Linked DNA regions of Homo sapiens: region 2 is linked to region 1. A link is a loop called in an ENCODE intact Hi-C map of the cell type or tissue named here. Cell type or tissue: Caco-2. All regions are shown on one strand. Each heading gives the region's core, and the rest is flanking DNA. Links, peaks and the distances in the headings are about the cores only.

Region 1 (11,998 bases), core at 2,689-10,688:
GTGAACACGGTGAAACCCCGTCTCTACTAAAAATACAAAAGATTAGCTGGGCATGGTGGCAGGCACCTGTAGTCCCAGCTAATCGGGAGGCTGAGGCAGAAGAATGGTGTGAACCCAGGAGGTGGAGCTTGAAGTGAGTGGAGATCCTGCCACCCCACTCCAGCTTGGGTGACAGAGCGAGACTCCATCTCAAAAAAAAAAAAAAAAAAAAAAAAAGCGGCTGGACACAGTGACTCATGCCTGTAATCCCAGCACTTTGGGAGGCCGAGGTGGGTGGATCACGAGGTCAGGAGTTCGAGACCAGCCTGACCAACATGGTGAAACCCCGTCTCTACTAAAAATACAAAAATTAGCCAGGTGTGGTGGCATGCACCTGTAATCCCAGCTACTCAGGAGGCTGAGGCCGGAGAATCGCTTGAACCCAGGAGGCGGAGGTTGCAGTGAGCAGAGATTGCACCACTGCACTCCAGCCTGGATGACAGAGCGAGACTCTGTCTCAAAAAAAAAAAAATAAAAAAAGACATAACCTGTGCTAGGTGTGGTGGTGTGCACGGGCAATCCTGGCTACTCAGAGGCTGAGGCAGGAAAATCGCTTTAGCCCAGGAGTTTGAGTCTACAGTGTGCCATGACTGAGCCTGTGAATAGCCACTGACTCCAGCCTAGGCAACGTAGGGAGACCCTATCTCTAAAAAATGATAATAATAAGAGGAACCTGAGGCCCAGAAAGAAGGATATAACTGAAATTGACCCAATAGTTCCATAGACAGCTTTTCCTGATAAACAGAAATTGACATATCTTGTCTTAAAGCTGGAAACTCACCAGATTCAGACAATGAGATACCAGGTCTCTCAAAAAGTATCAAAGAATCTCATACACAGTTTTTCCTGATAAACAGAAATGGACACATCTGGTCTTAAAGCTTGAAACTCACCAGATTCAGACAGTGAGATACCAGGCCTCTCAAAAAGTAGGAAAGAACTGAAACTCACAGAGCATAGCATCCAGACAATGAGACCCAGGCCCCTCATTATCATGATTGCTTCCTTACCCCTCAGGAGTTCCTGTTTTCCCTTACATTGTTAAGTTTCTTCCCTGCTGTACAAACCCCTAATTTTAGCCAGGGAGATGGATTTGAGACTGAGCTCCCATCTCCTTGGCCACAGCACTCAATTAAAGCCTTCTTCCTTGGCAATCCTGTGTCTCAGTCATTGGCTTTTTGTGTGACCAACAGCAGGACCTAGACCAAACCCCTGGTGTGTCAGCAACCTAACCACAAACCAAGCATGGCCTCTTACAGGGGAAAGTAGAAATAGTGGTGCTGCTAACACAGGCTGGACCTGAGCTAGGAATAGAAAGAAACACAGGCTGACTGTATTTTGTCTAAACTGGGCACTTCTGAGAGTGAAAAAGGGCAATTAACATGCCAGGAAAATAGGCATCAACTGGACTGTTCTGGGCAAACCAGCATGTATGGTCACTACTCACAGAGCACCAGAAGGAAGCCATGCTCTGTGAAGCAATGGCCACCATTTACAATTTAATTCTCACAGCAACCCTAAGGTGGATATTGTTGTCCCCTGGCCATTTCTCCTGAGAGCAAGAATTTGACAAATGAGGACGCTGAGGTTCAAATAAGTTATTTAACTTTCTTTTTTTTTGAGACGGAGTCTTGCTCTGTTGCCCAGGCTGGGGGTGCAGTCTTGGCTTACTGCAGCCTCCACCTCACGGGTTCAAGTGATTCTCCTGCCTCAGCCTCCTGAGTAGCTGGGACTACAGGTGCGCATCACCATGCCCAGCTAATTTTTTATAGTTTTAGTAGAGACGGGGTTTCACCATGTTGGCCAGGCTGGTCTCGAACTCCTGACCTCCGGTGATCCACCTGCATTGGCCTCCCAAAGTGCTGGGATTACAGGCGTGAGCCACTGCGCCTGACCGGTTACTTAACTTTCTCAAGGTCCCACAGCTAGTAAGTGAGGAAGCTCTGGCAGGCTCCAAGCCCTTGCTCTTTCTGTGAGTCATGTTGCCTCCAAGGCCCAGGGCCATTGGAGGAAGACCAGAGGAGGAGGCCAGCTGGAGGGAACAAAGCTTGGGTCTTGGAGGGTGACAGGCCAGTCACCAGACAATCCCTGAAGTCTCCATATGGCCTCTCCCAGGGCTGGCTTGCAAGAGAAGGTGAGTGTGTAGTGGGGGTTTAGGGCGGGGTAGAGGCCCCCCAGGCTTCCACAAGGATCGTCCTGGGCTTCCAGGAAGGCGTGACCAAGGCAGAGGCTTGCCTGGGAATTTTCTAGGAAAGAAGTCATGCCCTGAGTTGCCCCATTTTTATGATTGGAGAACAGGAACACTGATACATCGAATGGCAGGTATCCTGGAGCCAGGACTGTCCCCTCTGGTCTATAGATTCTGCCATGGCCCTGGCTCAGTCTCTCTGGAACTCAGAGAATCGTGGTGGTCTGGGATGCAGGAATACTCCAGATTAGCAGCAGAAGGTGTGCAAGCATATGCATGCATGCAGAATTTGTAAGCCTCAGGGGTTAGTTCTTGCTCCATTCACAAGCCAGCCTGACCCTCCAGAGTGGACCAGTGGCCACAGCATAGAAAATGGAGGGCACAGGCCAAAGCTCAGATGGCCTTTGGAATCACCTTGACTTATGACATCACAGGCAGATGGGTAGGAAATAGGCCACCAGTCATCCAGTCAGGTGGATCACAGCACCTGCTCGCACCTGGGCCTGGGCCAGTGCTGGCTCTCGGGGACAAGTCTGCCTGCGGTACTTCACACAAGCACAATGGCCTGAGGCCTCTGCAAGCCAAAGTTGCATAAGCAAGGACTGATCATATGTCTTCATTCATTTATTAATTTTTTTAATTAGTAAGGTTATTTGAAGTAGTTTTAAGTTCACAGCAAAACTGAGTGGAAAGTACAGGGAGTTTCCATATCCCATATCCCACTGTCCCCACACATCTACAACCTCCTTTCATTCATTCATTTTTTTTCTTTTTTTGAGATGGGGTATCACTCTGTCACCCAGGCTGGAGTGCAGTGGTGTGATTTTGGCTCACTGCAACCTCCGCCTCCCAGGCTCAAGTGATCCTCCCACCCGAGCCTCCCCCGTAGCTGGGACCACAGGTGCGTCCCACCATGCCCAGCTAATTTTTTTGAATTTTTGGTAGAGACAGGGTTTTGCCATGTTGCCCTGTCTGGTCTCGAACTCCTGAGTTCAGACGATCCAACTTGGCCTTCCAAAGTGCTGGGATTACAGGCATGAGCCACCATGCTTGGCCTGTGAGAAAACATTTCAAGTGGTCAGTTTTCAAGGCATGATAAATCTAAGTACTGGCAGCCAGCCTGAAAATGTAACAAACCACAGGGCTCATGCATCTAGAAGGTCACAATAAACAAACAGAATGTAGAAGAGGGGTCAGCTCATAAAAGGGAAAAAAGTTTCATTATTGGGAAATCTAAACTTAAGTGGGGAAGGGGATGGGGTATAATCTTATAAGGGGGATAAGAAAACGTAGGCAATATCCGGGAAGATTGTAACCCCATAGTACTCAACCAATGAGGAACTGGGGGAGGGACTTCTGTGCTAAGGGATAAATTACCTGCTGTGACTGTCCCAGGCGTGCCTGCCTGCAAGACACCTGATCTTGCAAGACCACTATTAGAAGTCTCACTTTAACTGTTCTTCATGCCTCTAAGTCCATTCTTTGGGTTTGGACAGGTGAGCATGTTTCTCACAACCTGGGGGCCTGTCTGGGATCTCTGTGCCTGCATGGAGTGGGACTCTGGCCAAGAGGGGAGACATGTCCTACTCAATTTAGGTGGCCTGCTCTGTCGGGCATCCCGGCTCCCCACAGAAGCCATAGACAAACCCAAGACTTATTCAGGAGACAGTTGAGATGACACAGGGAGAAAAGCGGGCATCGTGGCAACCAGGCAACCTTGTGTGTGAGCCAAGGTGGAAAATTGGACTGTAAGTACTGCCTTGGTGGTTGGGCATTTTCGGCGGTTGAGTGTGTGTGTGACTGAGACGTATCTTAGATACAAAGTGAGTGCGGAGTCCTAATCCGTGGTTCTGTTCTCCCGAGAGGGAAATGGCTGGACACAGATGAAGCGATTCTCGGGGTGTGCAAGAAACCTCCAGTAAAGGGGGGTTGAGTACACAGGGAAACTCAGACACAGAGACTGACTGAAAATGGGAAACAGGAATTCTAGGCCTAGGGGACAAAGGAAAGAGGGAGCCAAAGAGACTCCTCTGACATTCCCCCAGATAGTCCTTTGGGGAGAATGTGGCAGGTTTGGAGGGACAACCCTCGAACCAGGGACAAGGAAAAGCAAAAGATAATAAAGCATTGCTGTTTTATCTGGCCCAAAGACCCCATTTGTAAGCCTTCAGGGTTTTGGCCCAAGTTTGGCTCAGATGAGGATTGGGTGTGCCAAGTTTTAATTCTCTATGTGAATGATAAAACCCCACCCTCACAAGAAGAGATGTTATGCTCTCTGCTGGATCAAGGAATTAGCCCCCATGTTTCCCTTCAAAGAAGAAGAAAAAGAGCCTAGTAAAAAGCCCTCACCCAGGGAAAAGCCCTGGGACCCCCTGTCATACATGCCCCCTCCATATGTCTCACAAAATAGGGGACAGGAAGATCAAGGGGCAGCAGGAGGGTTAGAGGAAGAAAGACCTGGAGACCATGGGGAAGCTGAACCAACTGCTCCTTTAAATCCTTATCCAAATTTGAAAAAAGAATTAGAACAGTGTAAGAGGGATATTGAAAACTTCCCTATCCCTTTCACACAGCAGGCATCTAGCATGTTCCCTTTTAGGGAAGTTCTCGTGGGACAGGGAGAGATTGGCTTTGTAAATGCTCCTCTTACAAGTACTAATGTTAGGAATTTCAAGAAGGAAATGAAACCACTCCTAGAAGATCCCCTCGGTTTAGCAGACCAACTGGACAAATTCATAGGACCCAGCTTTTACACCTGGGCTGAAATGATGTCTATCTTAAATATCCTGTTCATAGGAGAAGAAAAGGGAATGATTAGGAGAGTGGCCATGACTATCTGGAAGAGGCAACACCCTCCCAGGCAAGAAGTCTTGACAGTCGAACAAAAAACTTCCAAATGTCAATCCCAAATGGGATAATAATGATCCCAGGGACTAGGCCCAAATGCAGGACCTCAGAGAACTGATAGTTAAAGGGGTCAAGGAGCCCACTCCTAGGACACAAAATGTCTCAAAGGCATTCGAGATTCAACAAGAAAAAGAAAACTCCCTCTGCATTCCTGCAGAGGCCAGAGATCAGATGGAAAAAAAAAAACTCCAGATTAAGTTCAGAGAACCCAGTAAGGCAAAGCCTTTTAAAAGTTAACTTTGTAACTAAGAGCTGGCCTTGTGGGCCAGGAAGTGCAGCTGCAGGTTGGGGGGTGGCAGGTGTCGCAGAGCAGGAGCAGACAGCTGAAATAAAGGTAGACAGTGTGAGAGAGCTAGTGTGAGTAAACCCCTGATAAAAGAACTAATGTCTATAGTACACAAAGGGAGTCACTGGGGACCCCAGGCTCTGTGTAATGCAATACTTAGTGAGGCAGCCTTGTTGGCTGGGGTGGATGCCAGGATTCTTGGTCTTGCAGCTGGGGAGATTGGGGTTGCACAGGTGGAGTGGGTTTGGAGTAGGAATTTCGTGGCCGTGGGAGGGACCAGCTCTGCATTGAAGGGGGGGTCCTGAGCCGGTTGCCAAGTTGCAATAAAAATGTCAGAGTTTTCATAAATGGGCTAGTGAGGAGGGGGCTAGTGAGGAGGGGATGTCTTATCCTCCTAGGGCCCAATGATTTGGTTGTGACCAGATGTGCTATCTGTTTAGAGCAGAGTTTCTATCAGCCTTTACCTAATTGTGTCACTTATCTGGGAGGGAGAGTATCTGTGTCTGTTCCAGGTATCTTGCAGCTTCAGGCACCCACCCCCACACCCCAGTCCACTTTTAGCTTCCCTATCTTAGTGTGCCTAAAGGGAAAGGAATGTGCTTATTAAGGCCCACTGTTTTTACTGGGGCCCATTGTATGAGAGTGAAGTTTGGTGATTACCCAGGAGACTTCCCCCGAATCTCGATCCCCCCCAACCCCCCTCCTTCTGTGCTTGAGCTCTTTATCTGTGATTTACAGGCTGAGCTTTCAGGCGCCATTTGTTAGAAGAGAAGTAATTTCTTTGAACTGCATGAGGTTAGAAAGGGAGCTATTTCTGAGCTGCTTTTTAATAGAAGGAAAGTTTTCTGCCAGGGACTCACTTTACCTTGTCTACCTAAATTTCTTTCTGCCTCCTATAACATTAGGAATTATGGGTGTATAGGGACTTATACCCTCACTAAACAAGTATGTGGAAATTGTGTAACTTGTCAAAGGATAAACCAAAAGGTAATTAGAAAACAGGCCACAGGAGGAAGACCTCCTGGACTAAGACCATTTCAAAGCATTCAAGTATATTTTACAAAAATGCTCAAAGTAGAAAGACGAAAGTATTTACTGGTGATCGTAGATCACCTTTCCAGCTGGGTGGAAGCCTTTTGCCTCCCAACAGCCACCACCAGGTATATGGTCAAAATTATATTAGAACAGATTGCACCTAGCTTTGGCCTGGTGAAAAATATTGATTCAGACAATGAGAGCCACTTTACCTCAAAGGTGTTAAGGGGAATTATGGAAGGTTTACAAATTAGATGGGATTATCACACCCCTTGGCATCCCCCTTCCTCTAGAAAGGTAGAAAGAATGAATCAAACTCTCAAAAAGCATTTCACCAAACTAATCTTAGAAACTAAAATGCTTGGACCAAATGTCTCCCAATAGCACTCTGCAGGATTAGGACAGCTCCAATAAAAGACTTGGGATTGTTCCCTTACAAGTTATTATATGGGCTCCTGTATTTAGGCAGAGCTACAGATCTCCCTACTATGGAAACCAAGGATCAATTCTTAAGAAATTATATACTGGCCATATCCTCCACCCTGTCATCCCTTAGGTTAAAAAGACTTCTAACTCAAACTCCACCTCTTAAGTTTGTGGTTCACCACTTCCAGCCTGGTGACTTCATGCTGATTAAGACTTGGAAATAAGACAAGCTCCACCCAAGCTGGGAAGGTCCCTATCAAGTGCTCCTGACCACTGAGATGGCCCTGCAAACAGCTGAATGGAGGTGGACTCACTATATTCGAGTCAAGGGACTGGTAAAAGAGATCCCGGAAGGGAGGGAAAAAGATCAGTGGAAAGTGCCCGAGTCTAACTTTAACTCTTAACTTTAAGGAACCCTTAAAGTGAACTCTAAGAAAAATCTAAAAAGAAAACATGAGCTGGCCCCATTTCTGGAAATTAACATGGCTGGGATGGGCTAATATACAAAGAGCAGAAGGTCAAAATGGAAACTGGCAGCAGACTCTTCTCTACCCAGTCAGGTTGGTGATTAATGTGACCAAGACAGTAGCACCCCAGACTATAAGATTTAATGCCTGCCAGGTTTTACCTTGTGGAAATTTAAAAAATCAGAGACAGATCTCACAGGCAGATAAATATCTTTGCCCTAAACCAAATACAGGTTACAGTAGGGCATCACCCTACCCCAGCTGGGATAATATATGGTGGACTACCCAATTTCAGGGCTGGACAGTAAACATGGGGTGGGTAACTCCAAGCTGGAGACCCCTAAAGAATAAACTACATCTGTCCAAGAGCTCCCTGCCAAATAACTGCCAGAATTTTTTTCTTTTTTTTTGAGACAGAGTCTCCCTTTGTCGCCCAGGCTGGAGTGCAGTGGCTGATCTCGGCTCACTGCAAGCTCTGCCCCTCAGGTTCATGCCATTCTCCTGCCTCAGCCTCCTGAGTAGCTGGGACTACAGGCGTCTGCCACCATGCCCGGCTAATTTTTTGTATTTTTTAGTAGAGATGGGGTTTCACCGTGTTAGCCAGGATGGGCTAGATCTCCTGAACTCATGATCCGCCCGCCTCAGCCTCCCAAAGTGCTGGGATTACAGGTGTGAGCTGCTGTGCCCGGCCCCAAAGCACACTCTCTTGACACTGCATCCTCTCGCTCAGCCTGGGGAGGATGGAGTGGTGTAGCAGTCGAGGGCTTTGCATAACCAGATCAACAAGGATGCCTCATTTACAGGTCCACTCAGTCCATCTTTACTGTATGTATATGTGCTCTGTGCTAGGCACTGTGCCCAGTGCTGCGGACACAGTGGGGAAAAGAATCCACATGCTCCCTGCCCTCAGGGTCCTTTCTGAGATAGCTGCCCACAGGTAAGGAAGAGTAGACACCCTGATAAGCACCATGGAGGAAAAGTACGGGGTACTGAGAGGGGATAACCTTGGAGCCTAATTTAGGCAAGGGCAGGGGTTTTCAGGAAAGACTTCCTGGAGGAGGTAAGTGGAAGCAAGATGAGTGACCAGGAGTTCGCCAGGGGAAGATGAACCAGGGCATTTCAGACCCAGGCTATTACATGTGCAAATGTGGGAAGGGGAAGAGCTGGCTGGGGCACATAAAAGTTTTGTGAGTGGGGCAGAGTGCAGTGGGTGAAGGAGGGCAGATTGAGTAGGGGCCCAGTGAGGCAGGGACTGGGTGGGGATCATGGAGAGGCTCTGGGAAGCCAAGGTGGTACTTGGGAAACAAGAACTCCCTCTTTTTCCCATCAGGTAAATGATAACCACACACTGCATGTAGCCTCCTTAGCTAATAGCTTGGGCTGCATTAATAGTGGTATAGCATGCAGGTCAAAGGAGGTGATTTTTCCTCCTTCTGGCTCAGACTGCATCTGAAGGATTGTGGTCCTTTTGGGGCCCCTGCTGCCCAACATCTGCAGGAGAAGAGCCAGCATGCTGAAGGCTTTGCAAAAGCCAGGCTGGATGAGCAGGGAAGAGCAGCCTCAGGGGACAAGAGTCTATCCTAGAACTCTGAGAAATGACCTGGAGGCAAAGTTCAGCCCCAGAGAAGGAAAATGTCCTGGCACCTAGAGCTTATGGAAATGGAGGGAGTGACTGAGGGAGTGAGCCTCCTGCTCTGGGGAAGTTTGAGGAGACACTGGAGGACTAGAGGTGTGAAGAGGGCCCCTGCTTAGCTTCATGGGTGGCCTAGAATCAGTCCTTGCCATTGCTCGAGCATCTACTGTGTGCTCCCTCCCTTCCACCTTCGTGCTGGAGACTCACCACACATGTCCCCCAAACACAGGATTTTGGACCTCACAAATGGTGGGGCTGACCCAGGCTAGTCTGGGGCGGACTCAGGTCTTTTTTCTGCTCAGACTGCTTTGGGGGAAACCAGGGATTGGGAATAGTGGTGGTCTCAGGCCCATGGGCTGGCTGCTGCTAGTCACCCTCTGAAGTTATCTCCCGGGGCCTGCCTTTCAGAGTCCTGAGTGTGTTCTGGTGCTCTGAACCCTCCAACTGTCAGCCATACCGTCCTCACCTATTCGAAACTTGAGAAGTCAACACATCCCTCTTCCACTTCCCCTTCAACTGTGTGCAGACTGGGACTTCCCAGTCGTCTCTGGGTGTTCCCCAAACAGAAGGCTGCCCTGGCTCTCATACCCCAGACCTCTCACTCTTGGCTGCCTCTGTCTCTGATGTTATGTTAGTCCCCAGGCCCTCACCTTCTTTCTTGGTAATGGCTCCAACTCATTCCCATGGCTCTTTCCCACTGCCATCACCGGGCCTCCAGAGCTGGCTTCCCTGGAGGTCCTGCCACCTACCTTCCACTCCCCGCTTGGCCTGTCTACTCTCTGCTGAGTTCTGAGACCAGGGCCAGTTACAGTTTTTTAAAAAAATTGAAGTATAACACATATGGTAAAGTGCACACATCTTAAGTGTACAGCGTGATGGATTTTTTTTTCTTTTTGAGACAGGGTCTGTCTCTGTCACCCAGGCTGGAGTGTAGTGGTGCAATCACTGCTCGCTGCAACCCAGCCTTGACCTCCTGGGCTCAGGTGATCGTCCCATCTCAGCCTCCTGAGTAGCTAGGATACAAGATTGTGCCGCCATGCCCAGTTAATTTTTGTAGAGATGGGGTTTTGTCATGTTACCTGGGCTGGTCTCGAACTTCTGGGCTCAAGAGATCTGCCCACCTCAGCCTCCCAAAGTGCTGGAGTTACAGGTGAGAGCCACCACACCTGGCTGGCCTGCATGATGGATTTTTAGAGGTGCACACACCTGTGAACCACCACCCAGATCAAGCTCGAGAACTTTTTCAGGCCCATTCTCCCAAAAAGCTCTGTCCTCTAGGCTCCCACAGCTTTACTGTGGGATACTTGGCAGATAATTGCCTTACATTCCAACTAGCTAGAGGGCCGGGACCCCTCCTGTTTGCTGTTTTTGTTTCACCCTGCCAACCTAGCATGGTGCAGTGCTCGTAGGAAGTGCCCCTGAGGCCCATTAGATGGAGGGGTTTAGAGTTCATTCACAGTGTTCCAGAATCTGTGCCCAGTTGTCCCTCAGAAATGTGGGAGAGGTGACAGAGATGGAGGATGAGGTCACCAGAGCGCACAGGATCCCTGAGCACCCAGTGTGCTGGTTCTGCTCAGGTGACCTGCCACCCCAGGGATGATATGCACAGGGCTGGAGGCAGACATTCTCAGCAGAGGGCTCAGGAGTGTGGAACTCCTTGTATGGACGCCCTGCCCAGTGGACACAGGCTGCAGCATAGCTCTGCCCAAACTCCCATCCCAGACCCAGAGACACCTGTCTTGAGTGCCCACCATGGCAGGCTCAGAGATCTGAAGGAATAGGGCCAGGCTGTGCTTAGGGGAGCCTTTGAAGTCAGGCGCCTGGTGCAGAACGCTCTGGGAGAGGTCAGAATGCATAGCTTCTCACCTGGAGGGTAAGACCTCCTTGGCTGGCTTCCCCCTTTCCCTGGAACCTGTCCCTTCCCTCTCCTTGGTGCAGGGCCCAGCTAGGGAGATGATACCACCAAAGGAACAGAGTCTCAGCCTAGACTTGAGCAGCAAGATGGGGATGGCAGGTGGCTGGAGGTGGGTGGGAAAGCAGGGCAGCATGGGTGTATGGTGCATAAAGTCCAACAGCTGTCTTGGAGAGCTAGGTCTCCAGGCTGCCAGAAGACTAGAAGATGCTTCCTCTGCTCTAAGGCACAACCCTCCAAATCTTTGAGGGGGAGAGAAAGAGCCCTTTTCTGGGGTCCAGATCCCAGTTGTCACTGGGAGGGTTTCCCTTGGGTGGACTCTTGAGTCCTGGAGACCATATTGTTCCTGTCTCCTCTTTGACTGTAGTAAATACGGGTCTCACACCAGGCTTGGGGCTGCTAGGTAAATCTTTGTTTTTACATCACATCTGCTATTTCGGTGATCGATGCAGGCCTTGGATCCCAGACACCAACATATGTCTTCTTAACCACTTGCTTAAGGCAGCATGGTGGCAAAGTCTTATTATCAGAGATGGTCTGTCCCTCCATGATTGGTAGAGGCATGGCCTTGAGCATATGAGGTCAAAGAGGGAGGGAAAGAGAAGGAAGAGAAATGAACATCAATGGTCAATGCAGGTGGTAAGTACCTTAGATGAACTGAAGTACCTTAGTTCAACTTCTGAAAGGGGAAGCCTGAAAAGTTAACATTTCTGGAGTGTCTATTCTTTGACAAGCGCTTGCTTGCTCTTGTGTGATCCACAGGATGTCTTACTATCTTCATTTTACTGAGAAGGAAATTGATGCTCAGGGGAGTTATCCAATCAGAATAAAAAAGCAGGCAGATATGGAGCTGGATTTTGAGCCAGGTGTATCCAACTCCAAGGCTGGCTCCTTCTCCTCCATGGAATGTACTCTCTAGGGGCCATAAGCATGCTTTCTTGGTGAGATGTCCTGTCCCACACCAAGGAGCCCCTCTCCAGAGACTTTTTTTGAGATGGGGTCTGGCTATGTTGCCCAGGCTTGTCTTGAACTCCTGGCCTCAAGTGATCCTCCCACCTTAGCCTCCTGAGTAGCTGTGATTATAAGCACGAACCGTCATGCTCAG
Region 2 (11,998 bases), core at 2,663-10,662, 96 kb after region 1:
TGAGACACATGGAATAACAGGAGCCTTTCATTACTCACAGATCCATGAGAGAAGCCAGCGCCGATGAGGGCCAACAGGAATCCCGGAGACAGCAGGGTGTTCAAGTAGCAGGTAGAGAGTGAGAGAGAGAGGGGACCTGTGGGACCAAGGCCTTTATGGGGTCCAGGGCGTCACCCAGGCAGGTTTCCTGAGGGGAGTAATAATTGGGTTTAGGCCAGGTGCCGGTGGCTCACGCCTGTACTTTGGGAGGCCGAGGCGGGTGGATCACGAGGTCAAGAGATTGAGACCATCCTGGAAAACATTGTGAAACCCCGTCTCTACTAAAAATACAAAAATTAGCTGGGCGTGGTGGTGCGCACCTGTAGTCCCAGCTACTCAGGAGGCTGAGGCAGGAGAATGGCTTGAACCCGGGAGGCGGAGCTTGCAGTGAGCCAGGATTGCGCCACTGCACTCCAGCCTGGGTGACAGAGCGAGACTCCATCTCAAAAATAAATAAATAAAATAAAATAAAATAAAATAAAATAAAATAAAATAATTGGTGAGTTTAGAGCAAGCAGGGTCACGCTATGGCTGAGAGAGGGTCACTGGCCTATCTGCAACAGTCCATGCGGGCTGTGGGGTCAGCGGGACCAGTCAAGTGGGCTGTATGTAGCTGTCCCACAGGGAGGCAGTCACCGGGAGATGACTGTCTAAGGTAGATATCTGGATTGAGCACATAGAGGAACTGGGAGGAAGCAGGGAGCTGGAAACAGTGTCAAGGTTGACTGAGCCCTGCTTCTAATGTAAGAAAGTCCAGATTATATTCAAAACGGATGCCAGGGCAACATTAAAGTACAGGAATTCACTACACTCCCTCTGTGCCTGGGTCACTGTTTATGGTCCTCAGGAGGGGGGGCCCTGCTCATTGGCCTCTTCTGGTACTCGGGTGGGGTTGGGGTGGTCTGTAGCCCCATGAGGGCAGGATGGGGGCAAACCAAGTGTAGGGCGAGCATCCCCCTATGTCTTGGGAGGTACTGAGCTAGAGCTACAATGTGTGGATGGGGGGTGCTCCCCAATTAGTCTAGGCTGCGCCTTCTGCATTCCATTCTCTGCATGTCTGGAAGGCCTGAGCTCATGGGACAGACCCCACCCTGGCACCTGGTGGGCGGGGCATTGCTTTCAAGAGGTCACCTTTGTTTGGGAAAGGAAAAAACAAAGACGACATAGCTGGCTGGCGATTCTGAGTCTCACCTCCCAGGGTGTGGAGTGAGCCCAAACTCCTTGCCTCCCACATCTCCCCTGCCACCTTTCCCAGGGCCGGGAAACCCCCAGGAGGATCGAGACTCAGCTTCCACCCAACCCCTAGAAGACCTCTAATGGTCAGGCCTCCAGCCTTGGCTTGCATCCCTCCAGTGATGGGTAGCTCACTGCCCCCCAGAGAGTATTAGGTCATTAAAACAAAAACAAAAACAAAAACAGATTTTGGAGGTGGAACTGAGAGGCAGTGGCCTGGGGAAGCTGGAAGGACTGGATCATGAGCCAGAATTGCTAGGGCAGACACCACACCACTGACCCCACACCTGGAACAGTGTCTGGGGCTATGTCAGCTAATGGGGTAAGGTTCCAGGGAGGCAGATTCCAGCTCAATAAGAAGGGCCAGGCCGGGTGCGGTGGCTCACACCTGTAATCCCAGCACTTTGGGAGGCCAAGGCGGGAGAATCACGAGGTCAGGAGATCAAGACCATCCTGGCTAACATGGTGAAACCCCGTCTCTACTAAAAAAAAAAAAATACAAAAAAAATTAGCTGGGCATAGTGGTGGGCGCCTGTAGTCCCAGCTACTCAGGAGTCTGAGGCAGGAGAATGGCGTGAACCCAGGAGGCAGAGCTTGCAGTGAGCCGAGATGGCGCCACTGCACTCCAGCCTGGGCAACAGAGCGAGACTCCGTCTCAAAAAACAAAAAACAAAAAAACAAAAACAAGAAGGGCCAGCCATGGTGGCTCACCCCTGTAATCCCAGCACTTTGGGAGGCCAAGGCGGCTGGATCACTTGAGCCCAGGAGTTTGAGACCAGCCTGGACAACATGGTGAAAACCCATCTCTACAAAAAATACAAAAATTAGCTGGGTATGGTGGCGCACACCTGTAGTCCCAGCTGCTTGGGAGGCTGAGGTACGAGAAGTGCTTGAACCCAGGAGGTGGAGGTTGCAGTAAGCTGAGATTACACCACTGCACTGCAGCCTGAGTGACAGAGCAAGATCCTGTCTCAAAAAATAAAAAATGAAAAGAAGAAGGACTACAGACTTCCTCTCAGCAGAGCCAGGGGCCAGTGATAAGGTGTTTTGGGGGAGCTAATGAGTTCTTTGTCACTGGAGGAGTGCAAGTAGAGAGTAGCCCATCATCAGGACTGCCAGGGCTTCCGGAAGGTCCCCAGCTAAAGGGATAGGACCCTACCTACTCTGGAAGGATGACCAGGAAATGTATCCTGTCCCCAAATCCCAGCTGGCCTGTCTGAGATGGCTGGGGGGTGGGGGATGGGGAAGTGGAGCCTGGGGGTCACCTGCGCGTCCCACTTTCAGGAATACCCGCCTCTGGGCATCAGTAGTTTGCCCTTAGCTTCTTCCTCCAGCCACATTTCCATCTCGGCTGGTCCCCTGACTCAACCCCTTCTCACAGCCAGGTGAAGGCAGGACTGGGGTCAGATGCCAACTGTGCCTAGCATTGGATTAGGACACCCCTGTCTCCCTCAGACTCTTCAGGGCTGGACGCTGCCTACCTCTAGTGCCTTTTGGACCCAGGTGGGTGAGGCGGCCCTTCTGAGGGCCGCGGCTTGCTGCTGGGGTAAAGTGGCTGATGTCTGACAATAGACCTTCCCCTCTCGCCTGACCCTCCCAGGGAGAGTGGCTTCCCAGCCAGGCTCAGGCAGGGCCAGGCTGCTTCACAGGCAGTGGGGGTGCGCTCACAGGGAAGTGGGGTTTGGCGACACTGCCCAGGGGAGGTGTTTGGGGCCAGAAGTGGATCTCTGAGCCCTAGGACCCTACAGGTCTGCCCACTCTGGGTGTGGGGCAGCAATATGCAAGTCCCCCCTGCAGTGCCCCAGCCAGTCCTCGGGCGTCCCTTCTCCCTCTCCCTCCTGCCTGATGGCCCAGGGAAGCCAGGTCTGGACAGTCCCCAAGGAGACACCTGCCTTAAACTCCCCCCCAGGAGATGTGCCTTCCTTCTCTCAGCCTCAGTTTCCCCATTTGAACCATCTTTATGAGCCTGTCTCATGTGAACTGAGGTCTGGGAGGTTATCCTGCCAGGGCTGGGAGTAGGGTTGGAGGTGGGGAGGTCTTGGAGGCCACAGAAAGAAGGAGGCCGTCTCAGCCCTGGGAACTGACATCATGCGTGTGGCCGTCAGCCACTGGCCCAAGGGTGACAGATTCTATCCTAATAGAATAGAATAAAGCCTATCTATCTGCCTTTTATTCTCACCATGTGCTGGTAATTCTGAACAATGTCAGTGATACAATACTTCTTTCTGAAAAAGTATTTTATTGGTCAAAGTTCTAAACGATTGCATGATTACTGTGGAATGTTAATAATTTATAAAATGAGCTTCAAAGTAACACCTTTATTCTTTATTAGCAGCTTATTTTTAAATAAACATTGTATGCTATGTGAAAGTCAAATCAGAGAATGATTTCCCTGTTATACAGATTGCAGACTTAGCTGCAATCCTGTATTTGTATTTCATTTGTAATTCCTAACCAGTTCCTCCTTCCTCCCTTCTTTGCTATAGTTGCTATTTTCCAAGCCCTGTGGTACATGTCCCCATGTTTAATCAGTTGATTATAAATAAACAGTGGTAGAACACTGATTGTAAAGACAAAGACACAGAACATGAGTTCCTTCAATTCTGCCACTCTATATGACAGCTTGGAGGTTTTATCTGTGTTTGGAATTGAAAACAAATAGCGGAAACCAGGAGATGTCATGTTTTTGTTTTTGTTTTTGAGATAGAGTCTCGCTCTGTTGCCCAGGCTGGAGTGCAGTGGTGCGATCTCGGCTCACTGCAACCTCCGCCTCCCAGGTTCAAGTGATTCTCCTGCCTCAGCCACCCAAGTAGCTGGGATTACAGGTGTGCGCCACTACACCTAGTTAATTTTTGTATTTTTGGTAGAGATGGTGTTTCACCATGTTGGCCAGGCTGGTCTTGAACTCCTGACCTCTAGTGATCCACTCGCCTCAGCCTCCCAAAATTCTGGGATTACAAGCGTGAGCCACCGCCCCTGGCCATGTTTTTATTTAATAAATGCAAATTTTAGTTCATTATTGTCTTAGTCTGTTCCTTCTGCTATAAGAAAATTACCTGGCTGGGTGTGGTGCCTCACGCCTGTAATCTCAGTACTTTGGGAGGCCAAGGTGGAGAATCCCTTGAACCCAGGAAGTTGAGGCTGCAGCGAGCCATGATCACACCACTGCACTCCAGCCTGGGCAACAGAGGGAGATCCTGTCTAAAAAGAGGGGGAAAAATTATCTTAGAGTAGATTATTTATTTATTTATTTTTGAGACAGAGTTTTGCTCTTGTTGCCCAGGCTGGAGTGCAATGGCCCAATCTTAGCTCACTGCAACCTCTGCCTCCTGGGTTCAAATGATTCTCCTGCCTCAGTCTCCCAAGTAGCTGGGATTACGGGCACCCTCCACCATGCCTGGCTAATTTTTTGTATTTTTAGTAGAGAGGGGTTTCACCATGTTGGCCAGGTTGGTCTCGAACTCCTGACCTCAGGTGATCCACCTGCCTCGGCCTCCCAAAATGCTGGGATTATAGGCATGAGCCACTGCTCCCGGCCTAGAGTAGATAATTTATAAACAACAAAAATGTATTGCTCACAGATCTGGAGGCTGGGAAGTCCAAGATCAAGGCACCAGAAGATTCAGTGTCTGGTGAAGCCTGCTCTCTGCTTCCAAGATGGTGCCTTCTCATTGCATCCTCACACAGCAGAAGACACGAATGCTGTGTCCTCTCATGGTGGAAAGCCAAAAGGGACAAACAGGCTCCCTCAAGCCCTTTTATAAGGGTACTAATCCCATTCATGAGAGCAGACCCTCACAACCTCATCACTTCCCAAAGCCCCCACCTCCTAACACCATTACCCTGGGGGTTAGGTTTCAACATATGAATTTTGGGAGGACACCAATATTCAGATCATAGCAATTATGAAATATATTTGTTTCATTTCATGATACTTACTGTATAATCATGTAGAGGGAAGGGTTAAAGAATGTTCCACTGTGAGAGTCAAATGTGCTATGTGTATGCTGCTGGCTTGTACAGCTCTGCAAAAGGGGACCCAGCCAGTTCCATGCCTGGGGAGACCTTGACTCCATGAGGAGGGCTGGGGAAGTGGTCAGCCTCTCTGGTCAGAGGAATGGCCTGGGCCGGACCTCCAATCCTGGGCTTCCCAGCCCAACCATAACAACTCTCCATCTCAGCTCAATTCATCTATGAATGAGGTTCTCCAGGGATAGCCTACAGCCGCCTTATTGCACTGGGTGGAGGGGCAGAGGGACGCAATAGCTTTAGGTTAGCCCTGAGCAAATGCTGATAAGGAGCAGAAGTTCCAAGGGCACCAACTTGGGCCAGGCAGGGCAGACTGGACAGTGGCTAGAAAACTGGCAGATGCCCTCCAGCCTTACTCTGCCATCCTCTATCCTACCCTGCCCTCTCCCCTGTCATGATAGAAGGGATACAAAATATACCTCTGTGGCATAAGGATTATTTTGAGTGGGTGACATTTGAGAATCAACAGATGCAGGAAGAAACTTTTTTTTTCTTTTCCTGAACTCCCTTTATCTGCCTAAAAGCTGAGCCTCCCAAAAGAATTCAAATGTCATAAATCCCCTCCCCAGAGTTTGAGAGTTTCCCAGTCAGGGAAGATGGGCTCCTTTTATGAGACTAGAAGAGAAATCACACCAAGATAAGAGATCAACTAAACCAACATTGTCACAAAACTATCATATCTCCCATCTTTTCTCCTAAGGGTCCATTTACCTTTCCTAAAAGGCGCTTGTCTTCCCAAAAGTGTCTTTTCTCTTTTTTCCTTCCCCTATTAAGATGTTACGTCAGCCTCAAATTCTAAATCACTTTTTGAGTCACATTTTCAGTGAGTTCCTTCTTTTCTATGTGAATAAATTTTGTCTTTCAGATTAGAAATTATTAGAATAAAAAAATTAGAATAAAAATTATTCTAATTATTCTAATAATTATATAATAATTATTCTAATTATTCTAATTATTCTAATTATTCTAATAATTATTATTCTAATAATGTTGTCTTTGTGCCTATTACTAGTTTATCAGTTTAATTTGCAGGCTCTGAAGCACTGAACTGAACCTATGTGGGTAGAGGAAAAGTTTTTCCTCCCAACATGATTATTTACTCACTTACTTATCTTCTTTTTTTTTTTTTTTTGAGACAGAGTCTCACTCGGTCACCCAGGCTGGAGTGCAGTGGCGCAATCTCAGGCTCATTGCAACCCCGCCTCTTGAGTTCATGTAATTCTCCTGCCTCAGCCTCCTGAGTAGCTGGGATTACAGGCGCCTGCCACTCCACCCAGCTAATTTTTGTATTTTTAGTATAAACAGGGTTTCCCCATGTTGGCCAGGCTGGTCTTGAACTCCTGACTTCAGGTGATCCACCCACCTTGGCCTCTGAAAGTGCTGGGATTATAGGGGTGAGCCAGCGTGCCCAGCCTCCCAACATGATTAGAATAAAAATAATCCTGGCCCCAGCCACGGTGGCTCACCCCTGTAATCCCAGGACACTGGGAGGCCGAGGCAGGTGGATCACAAGGTCAGGAGATCGAGACTGTCTTGGCTAACATGGTGAAACCCTGTCTCTACTAAAAAAATGCAAAAAATCTGCTGGGCGTGGTGGTGGGCACATGCAGTCCCAGCTACTGGGGAGGCTGATCGCTCCACTGCACTCCAGCCCGGGCGACAGACTGAGACTCCATCTCAAAAAGAAAAAAAATAATAATCCTAGGTAACCTTCGTTGCACATGTGCTATATGCCAGGTCCTGTTCTAAACCTTTATATATGTTATCGAATGTATTCTTCCCAACAACCCTTTGAGATGAGTGCTATTGTTACATCCACTTTATAAATGCAAAATTGAGGTGCAAAGAGGTTAAGTCACTGGCCTAAGGCACAGAGAATAGGTGATGGAACTGGAATTTGAACCTAGTGATTTCCAGAGCTTAAGCTCTAAATTTGCACGAGGCTACAGGTGTTGTGAGTCCTGCTTCTGGCTCTGCCACCACTGGCTAGGTAACCTTGGGCCTCAGTTTCCCTGTCTTCAAAGTGAGGTGGTAAGTTCCCTCTTGGCTCTGACAGTCCTCAATCACAAGACACTGGGGCTGGCAAGGAGGACACTAACTTGAGCGTGATCTGTCTACATGGTCAGCAGAGGGAATGTCATGCTACCAGACTCCATTAGCTGCTGACTGGGGGCTTTGTACTGAAGGCCTGAGACTCAAGCATTCTACCCAGCTCTGCTACTGCCTTGCTTTGGGGCTTTGGGCCAGTTGCCTGCCCCTCCTGAGTCTCAGTGCCTTTGTCTCTCATCTGCTTGGTCCTTAGTCTATGGGAGCAGAGGAGCGGTATAAACTATATAGAGTAAACTCACAGTACAGAGTCTGTTACTGCCTGATAGTCTGTTACTGCATGAACTGTGACTCTCAAGTTCCAGTGCTACAGTGACCACAGCATCTTATCAGTTTCAACAGAAGAGGGTTGATTATTTGCATATTTATTTATTTATTTGAGATAGAGTCTCGCTGTCTCTCAGTCTGGAGTGCAGTGGCATAATCTTGGCTCACTGCAACCTCCACCTCCAGGGTTCAAGCAATTCTTATGCCTCAGCCCCCCAAGTAGCTGGGATTACAGACATGCACCACCAGGCCCAGCTAATTTTTGTATTAGTAGAGATGGGGTTTCACCATGTTGGCCAGGCTGGTCTCAAACTCCTGGCCTCAAGTGATCCGCCTGCCTCGGCCTCCCAAAGTGCTGGGATTACAGGTGTGAGCCACTGCCCCCGGCCTACAAACCTGTCTCTGTTAGCAGAATACATAATTGTCTATGCAGAAAATCACAAAGAATCTACAAAAAAGCAACTATAACTAATAAGTGAATTTAGCAAGGTTACAGGATAAAAGGTTAACCGAGAAAAATCATTATGTTTCTATATATTAGGAATGACTGATTAAAATGGGAATTTAAAAAACGGTGCCATTTTAAGTACCATAAAAAACATGAAATACTTGGCATAAATCTAACAAAACAAGGTGCCAAGTCAATTCAATGAAGAAATAACAGTCTTTTCAACAAATTTTGCTGGAAGAATTAAACATTCAATTTTTAATTTTAATTTTAATTTTATTATTTTTTGAGATGGGGTCTTGCTATGTTGCCAAGGCTGGTCTTGAACTCCTGGGTTCAAGTGTTCCACCTACCTCAGCCTCCCAAAGTGCTGGGATTATAGGTGTGTGCCACCACACCCAGCTAATTTTTGTATTTTTAGTAGAGACAGGGTTTCACCATGTTGGCCAGGCTGGTCTTGAACTCCCGGCCTCAAATGATCTGCCCACCTTGGCCTCCCAAAGTGCTGGGATTATAGGTGAGCCACTGCGCCTGGCCTAATTTGCACATTTATCAGAACTACAGCCAGATTTGAGAGGTTTGTGGAGCCAACATATGCATTAATCCTATCAAGATCAACAAGTTTAGCTACTTTGCATATAACCAATCATGTGAAGAAATGAATGGCAACAGCCCTAGGGAACCTGTGGCATAATCTGAGATATTATATAGATATAATTTTTTTTGGATATAATATTTCTATATAGTATTTTTTATATATGATATATAACATATTATGTATATACATCAATAGTATATATGTATGTCTTTGTCTCAGGTTCCTGGCACAGAGCTCCTGAAACCCTTGGTGTTTTCTCAGTAATAGAAGTGTGTTTTGTTATTCATAACAAGCCCCTTTGTTATACCTGAATTTATGCTAATGGGGTGACTTTGGGTGGGGCTCCTAGATAGCTACAGGGTGCTGCTCACTAGAAAGAGGAAACGTGATTAGAGGGTGGAAACAGGGAGGGGACCTGAAGATTGGGTTATAAAGACAATAAGGGTTGGAAGCTTCCAGGTCGATGAATGCTTCTAAGTGCTGCAGGTGGGGAGTGGGTGTCCTCGATGGACTTGCCACAACCCACACCCCACATACCTTGACCTAGGTATCTCTCCCATTTGGCTGTTCCTTTATATGCTTTTTAATAAACCTGTAAATGTAAGTAGTGTTTTCCTGAGTTCTGTGAGTCATTCTAGGAAGTTAGAGAACTTAGGGGGTGGTCATGGGAACTCCCAATTTTTAGCCAGCCTAGTGGAAGTGTGGGTAGCCTGGGCAGCCCACTTGTGCTGGCCTCTGAAGCACTCTTGTGGGACTGAGCCCTTTAACTTGTGGGATCTTGTGCTTACTACGGATAGATAGTATCAGAATTTAATTGTTGGACACCTACCTGGTGTCAGAGAATTTATCTTTTTTTTTTTTTTTTTTTTTTTTTTTTTTTGAGACGGAGTCTCGCTCTGTCGCCCAGGCTGGAGTGCAGTGGCGGGATCTCGGCTCATTGCAAGCTCCGCCTCCCGGGTTCACGCCATTCTCCTGCCTCAGCCTCCCAAGTAGCTGGGACTACAGGCGCCCGCCACTACGCCCGGCTAATTTTTTGTATTTTTTTTTAGTAGAGATGGGGTTTCACCGTTTTTAGCCGGGATGGTCTCGATCTCCTGACCTCGTGATCCACCCGCCTCGGCCTCCCAAAGTGCTGGGATTACAGGCGTGAGCCACCGCACCCGGCCAATTTTAAATTATTATAACCAGGCTCAAACACATCTTTATTAATCAAAATAGGAACCATTACAATGAATACATTTTTGTGCTTTGGGATTTGACAAACTCTTGGAAAAGATTTTCTGCATCCTACTGGTTGTGGAAGTATTTTCCATGCAAAAAGTGTCAAAATGCTTGAAGAAGCAGCAGTTTGTTGGCGAGAGGTCAGGTGAATATGGCAGATGAGGCAAACCTTCATACATAGCTCAATTCATTCAACTTTTGAAGCGTTGGTTGTGCAACATATGGTTGGCATTATTGTGGAGAATTGGGTCCTTTCTGTTGACCAATGCTGGCTGCAGGCATTGCAGTTTTTGGTGCATCTCATGGATTTGCTGAGCATACTTCTCAGATGTAACAGTTTTCCAATCCAGAAAGCTGTAGTGGATCAGACTGGCATCGGACCACCAAACAGTGACCATTGTAAAAGTTCAAGAAAGAGGAAAGAAACACGAAACACAGCTGACAGTTAAAGACAGGTTTTCTTTTCTTTCTTTTTTTTTTTTTTTTTTTTGAGACAAGAGTTTCGCTCTTGTTGCCCAGGCTGGAGTGCAATGGCGTGATCTCGGCTCACAGCAACCTCTGCCTCCTGGGTTCAAGCCATTCTCCTGCCTCAGCCTCCAGAGTAGCTGGGATTATAGGCATGCTCCACCACGCCTGGCTAATTTTGTATTTTTAGTAGAGACAGGGTTTCTCCATGTTGGTCAGCCTGGTCTTGAACTCCAGACCTCAGGTGATCCGCCCACCTCGGACTCCCAAAATACTGGGATTACAGGCGTGAGCCACCGTGCCTGGCTGGTTTTCTTTAGATAAAACCTGAGAGGTGCTCCTGGCCGATTTTTTTGGTCAAAAGCGCTTTCTCTTACAGACTAAGAGGATATATTGGTTTTAGGGTGAGGGGGTTTATCAGAAGCTTGGAATGTTTATGTGTAGGGAGAAGCTTATGGCAGGGTTGGAATCTCTCTGGGAGGAGGGGAGGTTATTTTGGGGCAGACATCTTTCCGGCCTGGTGTGGGGTTATCTTGGGGCTAGCATGTCTGTGGTCAGGGAGGAGTTTGGAATGTTTCTGTCTGGAGATGTTATTTGTGGTTTATGGTCATGCTGACCTTAGCCATTAGGCTGATGCCCTTTGGATTAAGCAGTTTTTTATTAAGGTGAACTTTAGAATGAGGGGCTTGTCCAAGATGGCGATGCTCCTGCTCTGTCAAACATGACCCATTTTTGGTGCAAGTTTGGCTTTGGGAAGTGCTTTGGAGCTTCTTCTTGGTCCAATCACTGAGTTGGTCATCGCTGGTTGTATAAAATACACTTTTGTTGCATGTTACAATCCGATCGAGAAATGGTTCATTGTTGTGTAGAATAAGAGAAGATGACACTTCAAAATGACGATTTTTAAAGTTTTCATCAGCTCATGAGCCACCCACTTATCGAGCTTTTTCACCTTTCCAATTTGCTGCAAATGTGAATGAGCATAGAATGGTAGATGTTGAGTTCTTCAGCAGCTTTTCAGGTAGCTGTAAGAGGATCAGCTTCGATGATTGTTCTCAGTTGGTAGTTGTCAGTTTCTGACGGCCAGCCACTATTCTCCTCATCTTGAAGGCTCTCATCTCCTTTGCAAAACTTCTTGAACCACCACTGCACTGTACGTTCATTAGCAGCTCCTGGGCCAAATGCATTGATGTGAGTTGTCTCTGTTACTTTCTGATCCATTTTGAACTCCAGTAAGAAAACTGCCAGAATTTGCTTTTTGTCTAACATCATTTCCATAGTCTAAAATAAACAGCAAGTAACAAGTCATAAGCAAAAAAACATAAAGTGAGAAATGCCCATTAAAATGATGTATAACATAACCACATTTATTTAAGAATGTATTCTAATATCAAACAGTGAGTTCTAAAAATGCAAAAACCATAATTATTTTTGCACTCACCTAATATAATACAATATCTGGGTAATTTATAAACAACAGAAAGTATTTCTCACAGTTCTGGAGGCTGAGAAGCATATTGTGTCTGGAGAGGGCCTGTTCCTCATAGATAGTGGCTTCTGTGTCCTTGTAACCACCCAACAGTTTCACCTTG

What was found. Hi-C counts contacts between places; a loop is a spot of excess contacts. Peaks named below come from ENCODE experiments on the same cell type or tissue, not always from the same donor. Only the 100,000 strongest peaks of a DNase experiment are listed, where the experiment ranks them.
Region 2: a loop joins it to region 1, with 2.6 times the contacts of the local background. A loop is called at or near these places in 2 of 110 quality-filtered maps.

The regions. Positions count from the first base shown.
Region 1 is chr15:75,060,204-75,072,201 of GRCh38, forward strand. No RefSeq gene overlaps it. Among named protein-coding and RNA genes, the nearest start is that of PPCDC, 43 kb to the left of the region's middle. RefSeq lists enhancers at 1,484-1,533, 9,186-9,295, 9,356-9,615, 9,626-9,715, 9,796-9,895. In Caco-2, for the core only: no CTCF peak of the experiment used is centred there; DNase peaks (open chromatin) are centred at 5,608 and 6,038; H3K4me3 peaks cover 150 bases.
Region 2 is chr15:75,155,757-75,167,754 of GRCh38, forward strand. No RefSeq gene overlaps it. Among named protein-coding and RNA genes, the nearest start is that of C15orf39, 40 kb to the right of the region's middle. RefSeq lists enhancers at 738-1,239, 1,240-1,739, 2,445-2,945, 2,946-3,446. In Caco-2, for the core only: no CTCF peak of the experiment used is centred there; DNase peaks (open chromatin) are centred at 5,545 and 6,485.